Linked DNA regions of Homo sapiens: region 2 is linked to region 1. A link is a loop called in an ENCODE intact Hi-C map of the cell type or tissue named here. Cell type or tissue: OCI-LY7. All regions are shown on one strand. Links, peaks and the distances in the headings refer to the core of each region. The heading gives the core; the rest is flanking DNA. Region 1 overlaps WNK2 (WNK lysine deficient protein kinase 2). Region 2 overlaps BICD2 (BICD cargo adaptor 2).

What was found. A loop is a pair of places that touch in the nucleus more often than their neighbours do. Peaks named below come from ENCODE experiments on the same cell type or tissue, not always from the same donor. Only the 100,000 strongest peaks of a DNase experiment are listed, where the experiment ranks them.
Region 2: a loop joins it to region 1, with 4 times the contacts of the local background. A loop is called at or near these places in 1 of 110 quality-filtered maps.

What each region holds. Positions count from the first base shown.
Region 1 is chr9:93,256,875-93,264,879 of GRCh38, forward strand. WNK2 (WNK lysine deficient protein kinase 2) reads left to right here. Exons shown (of 30, transcript NM_006648.4): 11 at 74-265; 12 at 2,057-2,740; 13 at 4,940-5,233; 14 at 5,796-5,845; 15 at 6,692-6,860; 16 at 7,043-7,159. Among named protein-coding and RNA genes, the nearest start is that of WNK2, 77 kb to the left of the region's middle. RefSeq lists an enhancer at 5,995-6,663. In OCI-LY7, for the core only: CTCF peaks have their summits at 4,497 (motif pointing right), 4,696 and 6,459; DNase peaks (open chromatin) are centred at 4,537, 5,455 and 6,527; H3K27ac peaks cover 2,923 bases.
Region 2 is chr9:92,725,856-92,733,860 of GRCh38, forward strand. BICD2 (BICD cargo adaptor 2) reads right to left here. Exons shown (of 7, transcript NM_001003800.2): 2 at 3,169-3,381. Among named protein-coding and RNA genes, the nearest start is that of BICD2, 35 kb to the right of the region's middle. RefSeq lists enhancers at 1-84, 2,734-3,573, 3,243-3,482. In OCI-LY7, for the core only: CTCF peaks have their summits at 3,716 (motif pointing right) and 3,924; DNase peaks (open chromatin) are centred at 3,126 and 3,616; H3K4me3 peaks cover 2,765 bases; H3K27ac peaks cover 4,962 bases.

The DNA.
Region 1 (8,005 bases), core at 1,757-6,756:
CATGTGTAACCAGTGGGGTGCGCTTGTCTGGGCAGATTGGTGGTCTAAGGGGAGCTACCTTCTCTCCCTCTAGCCTCCTCCGCTGGCCCAGCCGACACCCCTGCCGCAGGTCCTGGCCCCACAGCCCGTGGTCCCCCTCCAGCCGGTTCCCCCCCACCTGCCACCGTACCTGGCTCCAGCCTCCCAGGTGGGGGCCCCCGCTCAGCTGAAGCCCCTCCAGATGCCACAGGCGCCCCTGCAGCCGCTTGCTCAAGTCCCTCCGCAGGTAATTCTAGGTTGATGGCTGCCGTCAGTGGTGGCGCACGCTTTGCCAGGCCCTGGCTGGTGCACTAGGACACCCACAGAGGGGGTTGTCTGTGCATGTGACCTGTGACCTGGGGTTGGGCTGGCCAGGGAGTTGGGGCTGGGCTGGGGAGTCCGGGCTGGGCAGTGTGCACAGTCATATGCACCAGGAACGCTCCAGGGTCCCACACAACCAGCCACTTGTCCCTTGGTGGCTGGCTTGGCTGCTGTCTCCTGCCCTCCAGCCTCACCTTCTCTACCAACCTGGCAGGCTGCTCTTGGTCCTTCCAGGCCATGACCTCCCTGGGGTCCTTCAGGGAGGGCGGGCAGCCCAGTACCCCATCACCTGGCACCCTCCCAGCAAGGTGCCCATCTGCCCTCAGCTTACCCATGTGCCCAGGCTCATCCAGGATAGGAAAAGGTTTGTTAGTCCAAGGTCGTGGACAGTCCTTGAAGTGGTTGCTGGGTTGGCACAGAAAGCAGGTAGGTTTGCCTCAGAGGAGCGTTCTTCCTGTGGAGCTCCTCCAGGGCCGTGTGGCATGTGGCTCCTCGGAGTTCCAAAGCCAGCCTGTGGCATTGCTGACTGCAGGAAAGCCCAGCCAGCAAGGCTCGACTCACACAGCTGAAGTGACTTCTGCTGTCTTTCTCTGGGTACACTGTCTTTCACTCGAGGGACCTGACTGCATGTAACTGGTGCAGAATGTAGCCGGGGCCAGGGCACCATTGCCCAGGTAAATGGCATGGAGGATTCTAGGTACTCCCGAGGGCTTCGGTGACCCGGACAGGCTGATCAGTGATAAGACTGGAAGTGTGCTTCACTCTAAAGATGGGGCAAGTGAGTGTTCCTGTGATTCACGAGCCCCACCTGGAAGATTCTTTTGTGTTGTCTCACCCTGCTCAGGCCCAGATGTCACCATAGGACGTTAGGCAGCTTCAGGGTCTAGTGAAATCGTTATCTTGCTCGTTCAGACAGACAGGAGTCCATGTGCATTTTTGCTGCCTCTTGATTACATGGAGGTGTAGGCCAGGTGACACACACCAGCATGCACGAGAAGGCTGTCAAAGATGGAAGTGCTATGTCCATGTGGCCGGGTGTCAGCCACCCCCAGGAGGCACATGTAATGCTGAGAAGAGAAGATACAGGCAAGGTTTCGGGAGTTCCTGGTGTGGCAAGGCTGGACAGGATAGGGGTGTCCCCTGAGCCAGCCAAGGTGGCTCAAAGATTTGCTTTCTCTGAGAACCCTCTGAAAAGTCAGGTTTCAACTTGAATTTGTGCATGTTGCAGGGATCAGGCTAAGGTGATTTCAGATGCTCAGGGCCAGTCTGGTGGCTCTGACAGTCCCAGCCATTCTGAATGAAAATGCTCCAGGGCTCTGAAGTCACTCCTCTATGACCTGTGGTCACTGCTCCTGCTGCTCACACTATGTGAGCTGCCCCTGACTCCCTCAGAGCCCCCAGCATGGCTGTCGTGAGTGTGGACACAGGGAGGCCTCCCTGCGCTGGACCAGGGGTGATCGAGCAGGTCATTCCCAGCCTGCCAACTTTCCTTTTCTATTTGAAGAGCTTTACATGGTTGAGATTTCTGCACCTGTTGGGTTTATCTTTGGGTTCCCTTCAACAGCAGCTACACAAAGGTGTCTCGGAGGGAAAGGGTCATGCTGTCTTCATCCCGTGTCCCCTCGTCCCCAATGACTGTGGCTGTCCTTGCATGCAAGTGCTGTGGGCAGGGACCCTGGTTGGGGCCCACACTGACACACTCCTGTGTCTCTTTCAGATGCCCCCGATTCCTGTTGTGCCCCCCATCACGCCCCTGGCGGGAATCGACGGCCTCCCTCCGGCCCTCCCAGACCTGCCGACCGCGACTGTGCCTCCCGTGCCACCACCTCAGTATTTCTCTCCAGCCGTGATCTTGCCGAGCCTCGCTGCCCCACTCCCCCCTGCGTCCCCAGCCTTGCCTCTGCAGGCTGTGAAGCTGCCCCACCCCCCTGGGGCGCCCCTGGCCATGCCCTGCCGGACCATTGTGCCAAATGCACCGGCCACTATCCCCCTGCTGGCCGTAGCCCCACCGGGCGTGGCTGCCCTGTCCATTCATTCTGCCGTGGCCCAGCTCCCAGGCCAACCTGTGTACCCAGCGGCCTTCCCACAGATGGCGCCTACTGACGTCCCTCCTTCCCCCCATCACACGGTGCAGAATATGAGGGCCACCCCTCCACAGCCGGCACTGCCTCCACAACCCACACTGCCCCCACAACCCGTGCTGCCCCCGCAACCCACGCTGCCCCCTCAACCTGTGTTGCCCCCGCAACCCACACGGCCCCCTCAACCTGTGCTGCCCCCGCAACCCATGCTGCCCCCACAACCTGTGCTGCCCCCGCAGCCGGCACTGCCTGTGCGCCCTGAGCCCCTCCAGCCCCACCTTCCTGAACAAGCTGCTCCAGCTGCTACACCAGGGAGCCAGGTAATCACCTGCTGGGCAGGGGCTCACCCTCCCAGCGTCTGGGGACCCTCAGGACCCAGAGATGCAAAGGAGGACAGAGGCAGGCAAGGAGGCAGCCCTGCCTGGGGTCGCCCCTCTCAGGAAGAGATGTGTGTGAGGCTGAGGGAGGCGGGGGCTGGCGCCAGCGCGAGGCATCTGCATCTCTTCCGTTTTCCGAATGGGTCAGGAGATGCAGGAGTCCGTGCCTGATAGGTTCTGTGTCCCTACCTTCCCATGGCTCTGTGGCCCCTGCTCTTGTGGTATCTTTGTACCTGCCCTCACCCAGGCCTGGTCTGGCAGCCTTGGTGTGGCTTGCGTTGGGGCACAGGTTGTCTGTCTGAGGTCCACCCTTCAAAGAGCATCTTGTCAGGATGAGGCAGGGTGACAACCCCATCTTAGGGAGGGCAAGGAAGTGAGGCCGATAGCGGGGCAGGGGCTGGGGGCAGATGGCACTGCTGGCTGCAAGGGTGGTTATGGTGGGACCCGGGGCCATGTCCTGATGTCAGGTCAGGCGGATACCTCGTGGCAGCATGCTGGCTGGCTGTGAAGGGGCGCTCTGGAACACATGATATGTGCCCTGCTGGTGGGAGGCCTTCCCACAGGGATCCACACCCCTACACAGTCCACTCATGTTTTGGGGCTTGCAGACTATTCTGTTCAAACTCGAGTGAGGTGAGAGGGGCTAGTATGGGAGCCTTCCCACCTGGGCACTCTCGCACTTGGGCCTCCTTATCTGGGTCCCATCCTTCCTGGCATTTTCCCACCTGGGCCTCCTTACCTGACCTCCTCCTACCTGGCCTTACCCCAGCTCTGAGCCCTGTCAGCCCTGTAACTGTGGCACAGCCCTGCCTTTTGAGCCTCAGCCTCCGCAGGAAAGCAGCTGGCATGGTCCTAATGTGAAGGGGCCTGGGGTGGAGCATCCCTGGTGCCAGGTGCCCCCCAGCTCCGTTAGTGCTGAATCCAGACTGGAGTAAGCTGCCCCACCGTGAGCCGTTCCTCCTGGCCATCACTTCTTGCTGTCTTATCTCCAGAGGGCTTTGTGCATAGAGAAGGAAGGGATGGTACATATTGGATAGCAGGGTGGTGTTTGATTAGACAGTGAGTGGGAAGAATCGCATCCGTCCTGTGGCCCACCCGAGTAAGTGCTGTTGGTCCCAGCAGGTTTCAGCGGCAGCTCAGAGCCCGCTGGTTTGCAGTCAGGTCTGTTTATCAGAAGGCCGAGGGCCACACCAGGGAGCAGGAGGGGGACCTTGCTGTCTGGGCTTTCCTACCTGAAGAGCCTTTCTGGGCACAGTTAGTGGCTACAGAGGGGTGCCTTGTGACATGTGAGGGTCACTGCCAGACTCAGTGGCTGTCCCTGCTGTTTGGCTGGGGAAGGGTCCAGAAGTCTGTTGATGAGCTGGGCTGGCCACCCCATGGGGTACCCTGAATGCAGCAGCTGGGGTGTCTTGTCTGTCCGGGAGGGAAGTGGTTACCTGCTAGGCTGGGGCTTGGTATTTCTGACCCTGCCACTGGCTGCCAACAGAGGGTCTCAGGGCCAGCAGGCCCAGTGAATGTGGCTGTTCCTTCCAGCCCTGAGAGGTGAGAAGTTTCTCTAAAATTTCAGCCTTCTCAACTCCAAAATGGGGGCAGAAGACAGAGGGTACTTGCACTTTCCAATCCATGGTTCCTCCTTCCCCACTTGTCTTACCTTTTACTGCCAAGGAGCTTTTAGAGAGAGACGAGAACAGTGAGAAAGCCAAGCCTAAGCCGCAGTCGCCCTCCAGGAGGCGGCAGGTGTCAGTGCGCGCTCTGAGGCCCTATGCACACTCTGACCGGGGGCCAGATGGGGCAGGCTGCCGCAGGCCCCAGTGGGTGGTGGGGGCCTGGCTTTGATGCTGTGTGTCCTGTTCTCTGACCCTTCAACCAAGCTTGGCAGGTTCATAGACGGAGCCCCGTTCCTGGCCTTTGCACACAAGTAGACTCTTCCACAGAAAGGGGTGTGAGAATGACCATTCCTGTTTGTTTCTGCTCACTCCATCTGCTAAATGTGCTCTGAGACAGGGACTCCCCTTGGGGAGGGTGTGGTCTGGAGAGGGGTGTTCCCATCTCGGCCTGGGTATTCCCAGACACACCTGGGCACGGCCCCCTCAGTGAAGGCAGCGCCGGCCCTGACTTGCACCTTGTCCCCTGTGCCCCCAGATTCTGCTTGGCCACCCAGCTCCCTATGCTGTGGACGTCGCCGCTCAGGTCCCCACCGTGCCTGTGCCACCGGCTGCGGTCCTCTCGCCGCCTCTGCCGGAAGTGCTGCTGCCTGCCGCCCCTGAGCTCCTGCCTCAGTTCCCCAGCTCCCTGGCCACGGTGTCTGCCTCTGTGCAGAGTGTGCCCACCCAGACTGCCACACTTCTGCCACCAGCAAACCCACCGCTGCCTGGCGGGCCCGGGATCGCCAGCCCTTGCCCAACTGTCCAGCTGACGGTGGAACCAGTCCAAGAGGTGTGTGCCCCTCCCCCCAGCCTGTCCCATGACTGGGCAGTTGCGGCCACCGGGGATCTGCATAGTGACCTGGGGTCTTAGTCCTAGAGGTCGGGGTTGCTTAGCTCTGGGACAGCCACCCAGGTTCTGTTCTCACCTCTCCCTAGATTTCACACTTTCTGTAAGCCACATCAAGACAGAGGGTGTGATTTTTATAGATACAGGTTTAGAGGATGCTTTCCCTGGGACAGGATGCAAGAGACTGTGAAAAGCTTTCATAGCACCAGTGTGTCCTCTTTGAGGGATGATCAAAGTGGGTTAACATTTTTGGAAAGGAAGTGGCTCCCAGCTTTTATGAATACACTCGGGTCCAAGCGTTTCAACAAGATAAAAACCTCTATGCCTGCTCCCATTGTGACGCCCCCTGGGTCGTACCCACCTGGCTGCAGAAGAGAGCAGGAGAACGCAGCGGGGCAGGCTGGGCTGAGGAAGTGGGGAGGGAGAGCTGACTATGCGTGGCTGTGCCCACAGGGAGGCGGGAGTCCGCATGACCTGTTCTCTTTTCTCCGGGTGTTTATTTCAGGAGCAGGCCTCACAGGACAAGCCGCCCGGCCTCCCGCAGAGCTGTGAGAGGTAGTGTGGCCCAGCCTCGACCTCGCAGGACGGGTGTAGGGGCGCAGGCCTGTACAGCCACTCAGCCTGGCTCCTGCTGCTGCTTCCCCTGGAACCCACTATAGTTTGCCCTGATGCCATTAGGGGTTTTTCAAACCTGACCTGGTGGAGCCTCAGGGCCCTCCTCTCTGGGTCTTGCCAGCTGTTGTTGGAGTTTGGTAGCCAGAGGCCCCTGGCTGGGCTCTGGGTCTCTGCTCTGGTTTGCAGTGCTGAGAATGTTCCAGAACGGAGAGGCTATGGGCGGAGTTGGCAGTGCCCAGAGACTAGGAGGGGGCTGGGAGGGTGGCCCCCTGTGTACAGGGCTGAATCCAGCCCCGATCCTGGGTTTCCTGGCCTCCTGGGCTGTGGACACAGGTGTTTCAGGAAATGAACCGTGTCCTTATTTGAACTGTGACCATTTGTTCCACCCTCCTGGGGTGCTGGGCACTGCCTGGGCTTGGCATTTTGCAAACTGCAAAACGGATTGGCCTCACAACAGTGGTGGGTGTGTTTCTGTTGCTGTAGCACAGATGGGGAAACTGAGGCACAGGGGCTGATTCGCAGGTCAGGAGACTGAGAGGATCAAGGTAACGCAGCTAGTAGCTAGGAAGCCTGTGCTTCCTTCTGCCCGTGCCACTTGGGTGCAGCAGGGAGCTGGGTGAGGGCCCAGAAGCAGGCTTGGGGTATTCGCACAGGACGGGCTGCCTCTGTAGGTCACAGATTTGGGCCCTGGAGACTCCAGACTGTTCCAGATAAGCTGACTTTCCCCGCCATTGCCGACGTGCTGGTTGTCCTTTGGTGCCATTAATGTTCTTGGGTTTTGCTCAGCTATGGAGGTTCTGATGTCACTTCTGGAAAAGAGCTGAGTGACAGCTGTGAAGGCGCCTTTGGAGGGGGCAGGCTGGAGGGCAGGGCAGCCCGAAAACACCACCGCAGGTCCACGCGTGCGCGCTCCCGGCAGGAGAGGGCCAGCCGGCCCCGGCTTACCATCTTGAACGTGAGTGGGCGGGGCGTGGCGGGGGTGTGGTGGGGGTGGGGGCATGGTGGGGGTGTGGTGGGGGTGGGGCCGTGGCGGGGGTGTGGTGGGGGTGGGGGGGAGGGGTACTTGGGGGTGTGTGGGGGTGTGGCGGGTGCACGTGTGGGTACGCCCGTGGTGGGTGCTGATGCTGCCCCTTCCAGGTGTGCAACACTGGGGACAAGATGGTGGAGTGCCAGCTGGAGACGCACAACCACAAGATGGTGACCTTCAAGTTCGACTTGGACGGGGACGCACCCGATGAAATTGCCACGTATATGGTGAGGCTGGGTCTGGGTGGCTTGGCTCCCGGTGTTTCTTGGACACGTGTGGGCCTGAGCAGAGCGCCACAGGTCACATGTCGAGCCTGGCCTTGTGTGGAGGTGTCGGTTGGCCCAGGGGCTTTTCGGGACAGTGCTGACCTTTTACGCCTCGGGCTCTTCCCCACACTGGGCGGAAACCCCTTGGGTTTGGAAGAACAGCTTGAAGGATGTTCTAACCATTCTAAGATGCTGCTCCCTGAGGGCTTCTGGAGCATCTGAGCCCTTCCTCCAAATAAAAGGAAGCCTTGTGGGTAGGTTCCTTGAGTGAGGCACGGGAGGGCATCCCGGAGTCTGATGTCCTGTGGTCCTTGCTTAGAGCTTCCTCCAGCCTCCCCAGCTGGAGTGCGGGCTCTGAGCCCTGACCCATGTCCCATGTGCCCACCCAGCTCTGCCTGCATCTCCCTCTGGAGCCACCCCTCCCTGCCTGTGCAGACCAACCTGAGTCCATGAGCACCTTGTAGGCCTTCACAGCCCCACACCTGTGGTCCCCAGCACCTGAGCCAGGCTAGGAGTGGGGATCGTTTTCGGGCCCTCAGAAACTCTCCAGCTGAAAGCACGCACGAAGAAACATGGAAAGGATGTACATGTGGTCCTCAAATTTCCTGGTGCATCCGTGACTGCCTCCCAGGAGAACATTCTCCCCAGACCATTATTCCTGCATCAGTGAGGTTTAGGGAGCCAGGTCCTAAAGGGGCCAGCAGCACACTGGACAGTGTTGTAGCGCTCACTCCAGATGGCCACCAAGTGCCTGGAGTAGGCCGGCATGAGTAGGGAATAGAATATACCACTCAAGTTAATATCATA
Region 2 (8,005 bases), core at 1,662-6,661, 530 kb before region 1:
GGGCAAATATGAAGAAAGATCTTGGTGTGTGTATGAGACCCAGCTCTGACCCCAGGCCTCCTGTGGCTCTCTGGGCCTCTGATTCCCCATCTGGGAAATGGAGCCACATCCCCACCAAGGCCCAATCCAGGCCAGTCCTCAGAAGCTTACCCACCTCCCAGGGGCCCAGGCAGGAAAGATGCTCTCACTAGCAGGAGAGAAGCTGGAGGGGCTGCCCACATGTAGGGCCCACACATACACAGCGGTTAGAGTCAGGATCTGAGAAGCACCTCACCCCCTACCAGCCAGGACACCTTAGGCACATGATGGAACCTTGCAAACCTCTGTTTCTTCACATCTGACGAGATACCAGTAGGGTCACCAGAAGGACCAGGTCTGAGGCAATCAGAACTGTCCAACACATGCCAAATATGTTTGTTACTGTAAAGCTTCACAGGTCCTCATGGTGTGTTGGGGTGTGGAGGGGGACAGACAACCAGTTGACCCAAGGGAGGAAAAAAGGGGAGGGGCTGTTGTGGGTAGCAGGGTGGTGGGTCAAAGGATACAATGAAGGCTGTTTTATCGTCAAATGTACCCTTTCTGACCCATGGGGTGTGAGCCTTGGGCAGTGACTGGGGAAAGCCACGCTGGGGGTGGGCACAGAGAAGCTTGGCACAGTGGCTCAGACCAGCAGAACAGCAGGCAGCAGAAGACAAGAGCTATGCATGACTGGGACTGGTGGTGGTGAGACAAGGTCAGTCCTAGAGATGCTCCACCCGAACCAGGTACCCAAGGCGAAGACCTGGGATGGTTCCCACAGCTCTGCAGCAACCCAGGGCAGGGACACAGTCATGGGGGACACAGCAGACCCAGGGACCAAGGTGGGGACCCTCAGGAGAGACAGGGAAGGCTGAGGGGTGTGCAGGGAGTCTCAGGATTTCCTCCTGAAGCACAAACAGGAACCACAGAAATCCTCTCTTCCCCACAAGACCTGCAGCATCTTTAACTTGCTGTGCTCATTTCCAGTCTTACCTGAAGCCAGCAGGGTCACCCAGCCCTCTTTGGCCTCTGCCACCAGAGATAGGCCTCTTGGAAGAGAGAAGGGGCAGAATGTGCTGGGCTGGGGAGACAGCACCTGCACACGCTTTTCAGGAATAGACGGGCCAGACAGATGGCAGCTGGGGCAGCCAAGGATACATCTCTCCATACACACAGCCCCTCCTCCCACCGACCAGAGGGCTCCTTGTGAGAGGAAATGAGATCATGTACTGCCGCTTCAGGATCTGAGACTCCCCACCCTGAGTCTAAGCCAAGCTCCTCCCTGGGCCCCTAGGGCCTCAGCGATCTCTGACCCCTCACTCCGCTGCTGACCCCGAGGGCAGCATCCTTCAGTACTGGAATGCTAAGCCAACAGCAGCAGCCCTAATCACTGCATACCCTCAGGGCCTATGCCCTGCTGACCTCCCGTAAGATTATCTGCTGCAGAGGGTGGTGCTCCTGTGTCAGGAACAAGGGTCCATAAGTGCTCCCACAATGTGGGGTGAAAGACCTGTGGGGCATCCTCTACAACGGGCTTCAGAGACTGCCGGTTTACAGATGGGGAAACTGAGGCCAGGACTAAAGATAAGGCCTTGCCCAGGCCCCAAGGCTCAGTGAAAGGCAAAGCCAGTATCAGCCCATTCTCAACCGACCCATGCTCCACTCCTCCAGCCATTCCCAATGAGAACCTGGGGCTGACCCTCAAAGGCCACGGCCAGGAGGACTGCAGCTCACGTGCCAACTTCCAGCTCCACTTGCAGTCCCCAGGGACCATCCCACCTCCATCTTGGTGATGGGGCCTCATCCTTCCTCAGAAGGCACTGGCCCCTCTTGCCCCCAAGACAGTCGTCTCAGCCTCACTTTTGTCCCCACAGCCCACTCCCCGTGTAGCCACCAAACCCAAGCTGGACCCTGCCTCCTTCAGGGCCCCACCCAGGCCTGCAGGACTCTCCTGACACTCCTCCTGCCCTTGGCTCAGCACCACAGTGAACATGCCCCTGCCCCAGGGACAGGCACGGGGTACTGCTCTCCCCTGATATCTGCCACATGCCTTCTAGGAGAATGAGGCTTTGCTCACACTGTTTCCTCAGGTTCCACAGACACCGAGGCCCTGGCAGGGCTCAATTAAAATATGTGCCAGTCAGTGAGAAAAGACACTCAGGTGCTCACTCAACCTTCCCTGAGCCTCCTGTTCAAGCCAGCGAGACTCTCCTCCCACCTGCCCCAGTGGATGGAGACTCCTGGCTCTCCTCCTCCTGCTGGGCTCAAACTACACAGGTTCCAGGCACCACAGCAACCTTCCCAAATCCTGCTTTGGCCACATCGTTCCCCTGGGCTCCCCAGTCCTCCACAACTCCAGGGCCTTAGTGTCAGGGCCATGAGCAGCTGGTCCTGTGGCCTTTGCCCCTATCAGGGCCCAAGAGCCAAGCTGGTTCCTCTGACTTCATGTTCACAAGTCATGCACGGACTTGGACGGATTCATGGACGGACACCACAGTCCCATTTCCAGATGTAGAGCCTGTGCCATGTACCAATGGCTGTCCATGGGTACCCAGGACTCCAACAGGCTCTGGTGCCAGGGACCACCCACCCAGACCCTCCCTGCGGGCACTCTGCTGTGAACAAGGCAGGGGTGTGGCAGCTGGGGCTACTGGCGGTGGTCTCCACCCCTAATTCTCAGACACGCACACCCTACCTCGAGTCTCCATGGAATATTTGGGGTTTGTGTTCTTATTACAGCTGGGCACAGTGCAGGCCCTGAGTGACACAAAACATTCCCAGGGCAGGGGGGAGTCCAATGACGAGGAGTGCCCCATGGGCATCAGCCCTTAGCCTCCACAAGGGGCTAACTGCACCCCTCCCTGACTGACCACTCCTCTGCTCTGGACTTGCTCATGGGACTCGCTTCATGAGTGAGACAGAAGCAAGCCAGAGGCAGTGGAACTTGTGGGTCCATCTCTCTCCCTTCTGCCACGTGGAGGACAGTGGCAGTGGAGTGCAGTGGAGGATGAGACCAGGAAAGCAAGACAGACCAGCCAGCTGCAGCGTCCCCAGAGGCCAGCCCAGCCCAGCCACCCACCAGGCACACCTGCTATGTGACACTGGTGGCACTGCTGCAGCCACAGACTAGGCCCCTCCTCACCCCCTCACCTCCTTCAGCTCCTGGGCCACAGAGGCCAGGCGCTCATTCTCCGACTGCGTGTTGGTGAGGACATTGCGCAACTGCTTCAGCTCCGTCTGCAGCTCTAGCACCTTCCGCACGTAGTACTGCTCCTTGGAGGCCGACTCCTGGATCAGGCTCTCCTCCCGGCTCTCTCCGTCAGCAGCCACCTTCTTGTGGTTTGTGTGTGCTTGTCCAAAGGCCTGCATCAGAAGACAAGACACTCGTGAGGTGGGCCTCCCAGGGGCGCCGAAGGATAGAGACCCAGCTCACAGGCGACATTCATGCTGCAGAACAACAGCAACAACAACGGGGACTGTGGGCCTGAAGGGAGGCCCCCTGACCTGGGAGGTGCATCTGTGGCGTGCACTGTGGTGTGCACATATGCAAATGCAACAAGCTGCACCCAAGGTTCATCTGCTTCACCAAAATAAGAGAAAGCCTGGTCTCTGAGGAACAGTGTCTGCACTGGCAAGACAAGTGCTGGAGTCAGGGAGCTACAGTGGGCATGTGTGACAGCAGCTGGGGGCCGGCAGAGGGAGCTCCCACACAGCCCCCACCTTCTCCCCACTCCAGATGGCACGCCGGCCACCACATATGAAAGGCAGAGGGAGTCTGTCCATCCTGCTGCCTGATGCTGGCTCATCCTTCACTCCTTCTGGGAGAGACCTGGGCTGAGCAGTCAGAGCCCCAGGCCCGAGGATGGCAGTGATGGTAAGAACTAGACAGAGGCCAGCACAGTGTACCACCCACTCTGCCCAGTTCCTGGCTCAGAAGCCAAGATACCAGCATGTTCCAGAGGGGTGAGGAACAAGGGGCGCGGGGGCTGCACGTGGCAAAGAAGTGCAGGGCCTTGGGGCTCAGGGAGGAGACCTTATGGGTGAGATCAACCAGAAAGGGGTGCTCACCTAGCCCAGGACGCCCACCTGCCCACGCACCTGAGAGTCGACAGCTGTGTCATGTCCATGCCCCAAAATCCAGGCCAGCCAGCCTCCCATCGTGTACACCCCAGGCGAGTGGCCCAGCCTCCAAGCAGGTGCCATCCCTCTCCTTCCCTCCCACTGCCCACTACCCCCACATAGCTGGCGTGGCAGGACAGGGCTTCCATGGGTAGAGGGCAGACGGGCCGCAGTGTGTCACCCCCAGCAGCCCGTCTCACTGGCCACTCCACCACAGAGCTCTTGCAGAAGACCTTATCTTTTTACATTAATCCTGGCTCATGGCAGAAAACAAGATCAAGAGAGAGGTGACTGAAAGCGGATGGCTTTGTTTTCCTAAAAGAGAAAAAGGAGCATTTTTCACTCATTTACTATTTAATATTAAATCTAAGAATTCAGTCCAAGAAAATAGGGAAAATGTAAAAAACCATGAATAAGGATGTTACTGAGCAGGACAGTTTCTAATTTCAAGAAATCAAAACAAAGAGTAACTCATTTCGTCCCAACAGGAGACTGGTAAAAGAAACCAGGGTCTAGTCTGAGTATAGACTCTCATGGGACCAACAGGGGACTCAAGGGGAAGACAGACTGATTGATCTTACAGCACTGTGAGGATCACAGGATCCTGCCTGGAAGAGCACACATGTGCTATGGCAGGTGTGGTGACATGTGCTGTGATGTATGTGTTGTGTGTGTGTGTCTCGTGGTGTTGCGGGGGACACCCCTAAACAAGGCTAACAGGACAACACAGCCCAGCAGGAAGACTGGTGCTGGCAATGGGACTGCACGGGGGGACTCGGGATTGACATGGACACTCCTGCTGCGGATGCACAGATGTCTATGGCACCCACACTCCTGAGGAGGCTGGGTCTTGCTCACCTGCCCCCACCCATCAACACAACACCCACTACGTGGAAGATGTCCGCTTTTCTTCAAGGCAATCGGGTCAGCTCTGTGATTTCTGCTCTGTTCTTCCTTATCCTAGTCCCAAGGAAGGTCCAAATCATAATGTCTACACAGCACCTCATCCACCCTGGCCAGCCACCCCGGGCCACAAGAAGGGAAACCGGACATGGAATTGGCCCCAGCTGCAGGCTCCCCACCCAAGTGGCAGCCAGGCCCCAAGTCCCTCATTGGGTGAAGGGCCCGCCGGCTGCAGGCGGCATGGGCAGCGCCAGACCATCTGGGCCTCCTGACAAGCAGGAGGGACCCAAATGAAGGGTCCAGCACACATGGCTGCTCAGAACACACCCACGAGCCTGGAGCTGGGGATGCAGACATCACCTCAGAAGCTTCCTCCAGGTATGACAGCTAAATGCCATGACACGACATTCAAGTCCTAGCCTCCTGGCCTGAGCCCTGGATCTTTTCCTCTGCTTAAGCTCCCAGCCTGGGGCCCAAAACACTCCTGGGCAGCTTTTCAAACACACTGAGATACAGACTTCCGCGTACAGCCAAGATGAGATTGTTGCAGAAATTAGAACTACCTTCTGTGTGAAAACTTAAAAAAAAAAAAGAAAAAGAAAAAAACCAGGCAATGATAGAATATAAATAAATAATAAGCAGTGGTTTTCACATCATGGGCACTAGATAGTGAGAGACAGGAGGAGGGGAGTTCCAGGAGCCCCCTCCACCAAAAGAACTTCCCAGCCATGGAAAAATGGGAGACTGAGGCAAGGCGTGGCAGACCCTGTCAAGGAGGGACTGGAAGATGGCGGAAGATGGCAGCAGGGCAGCCAAGCTAGGCAGACCTGCACACAGGGCCAGAATCTCCACTGAGGACCAGGGAGCACAGAGCTGAAGAAGTCACTGAAGGACCACTGAGGGGGCAGAGAAAGCAATCCCCACCATTTATACCAGCCAAAAACAGTACCTGCTCCCAACAGCAGAGGAGAGCCCTCCTGATGCACAGGCAGCTGGGGAGCACTCCCAGGGCCTGAAAAAATTAGTCTGGATTAAATCTGCTCTGATACCACAGAGCAAAGCATAAAGACAAAACCTGAAAGGATCAATCTGATTCCAAGTCACTTAACTACATCCCAGAACAAAGCTCAAGAACACATGAAGGAATACAAAAACATCCATCTCCCAACAGGTGAGGTCCACTGGCTGGCATCCCGTCACTTACCACTGAGCAGGCAAAGGCGCACAAATGAGGAAGACAGAAAAAGATCCAGATAGAACTTCTAGAGACGAAAAGTACAGTGGATGGGATTCACAGCAGATAAAACAATGCAGAAGAAAAGATCAGTCAACTTGAAAAACCACAGCAAACTATCCAAAATGAAACACAGAGAAAAAAAGGCTAAAAGACAAAAGCAAGACTCAAACAGAGCATTGGTGAAGTATGAAGTATGACACAATTTCAAGAAGCCTTATGTAAGGAGTAATTGGAGTACCCAAAGGAGAAAAAGGGGAAAATAGAAAAAGTAATTGAAGAAATAAATCATAGCTGAAAATTTTCCAAATTTGATGAAAATTATAAACCCACAGATATCAGCAGCTTGTCAACACCAAGCACAAGAAATATGAAGCAAACTACACCAAGGCATAATATAAAATTGTTTAAAACCAATTATATAATAAAAATATTTAAATCAGCCAGAAGAAAAAGGATACATGACTCAAGAGGAGCAAAGATAAATGACAGCTGATTTCTCTAACAAGCCAGGAGATAGTGGAACAACATCTTTTAAACAACAAAACAAAAAAACTTAACTAGAATGCTATACTCACTGAAAACTGTTCACAAATAGAGGTGAAATACTTTAGAGATACAAAAGCTGAAAGAATTTATCAACAGCAGATATGCATTGGTATTTAAAGATATGCTAAATAAAATCCTTCAGGCAGAAGAAAAATAATACCATATGGAAATCTTTATCTACATGGAAGAAATGATAATTAAATAGGCAAATATAAAGTACTTATTTTTCTTATTTAAATCTCTTTAAAAGATAATTAACTTGAAATTCAATGCAATCCCTACCAAAATTCCAAAGCCTTTTTAGCAGAAATGGAAAAGGTGATTTTCAAATTCATATGGAATTGCAAAGGGCCTAGAAGAGCTAAAACAATATTGAAAGGGAATAACAACGTGAGAGAACTCACAATTTCAAAACTTAATACAAAGCTACAGTGATCAAAACAATGTGGTACTAGTGTAAAGATAGATACAGAGACCAACGGGATAGAATAGAGTCCAGAAATAAAACCTCATATATATGGTCAATTGATTTTTGGCAAGGGTACAAAAATAATTTGATGTCAAAGAATAGTTTTTCGGCCAGGCACGGTGGCTCATGCTTGTAATCCCAGCACTTTGGAAGGTCGAGGCGGGCAGATCACGAGGTCAGGAGTTCGAGACCAGCCTGGCCAACATAGTGAAACCTCGTCTCTACTAAAAATAAAAAAAAATTAGCTGGGCGTGGTGGCGGGTGCCTGTAATCCCAGCTTCTTGGGAGGCTGAGGCAGGAGAATGGTTTGAACCCAGGAGGCAGAGGTTGCAGTGAACCGAGATCACGCCACTGTATTCCAACCTGGACGACAGAGGAAAAAAAAAAAAGTTTTTCAACAAATGATGCTGGGGCAAGTAGATACATATATGCAAAATAATGAAGCTGAACCCCTACCTCACATTATACACAAAAATTAACTCAAAATGAATCAAATACCTAAATATAAGAACTAAAACTATAAAACTTTCAGAAGATAGGCTGGGTGCGGTGGCTCATGCTTGTAATCCCAGCACTTCGGGAGGCCGAGGCGGGCAGATCACGAGGTCAGGAGATCGAGACCATCCTGGCTAACACAGTGAAACCCCGTCTCTACTAAAAATACAAAAAATTAGCCAGGCGTGGCGGCGGGCGCCCGTAGTCCCAGCTACTGG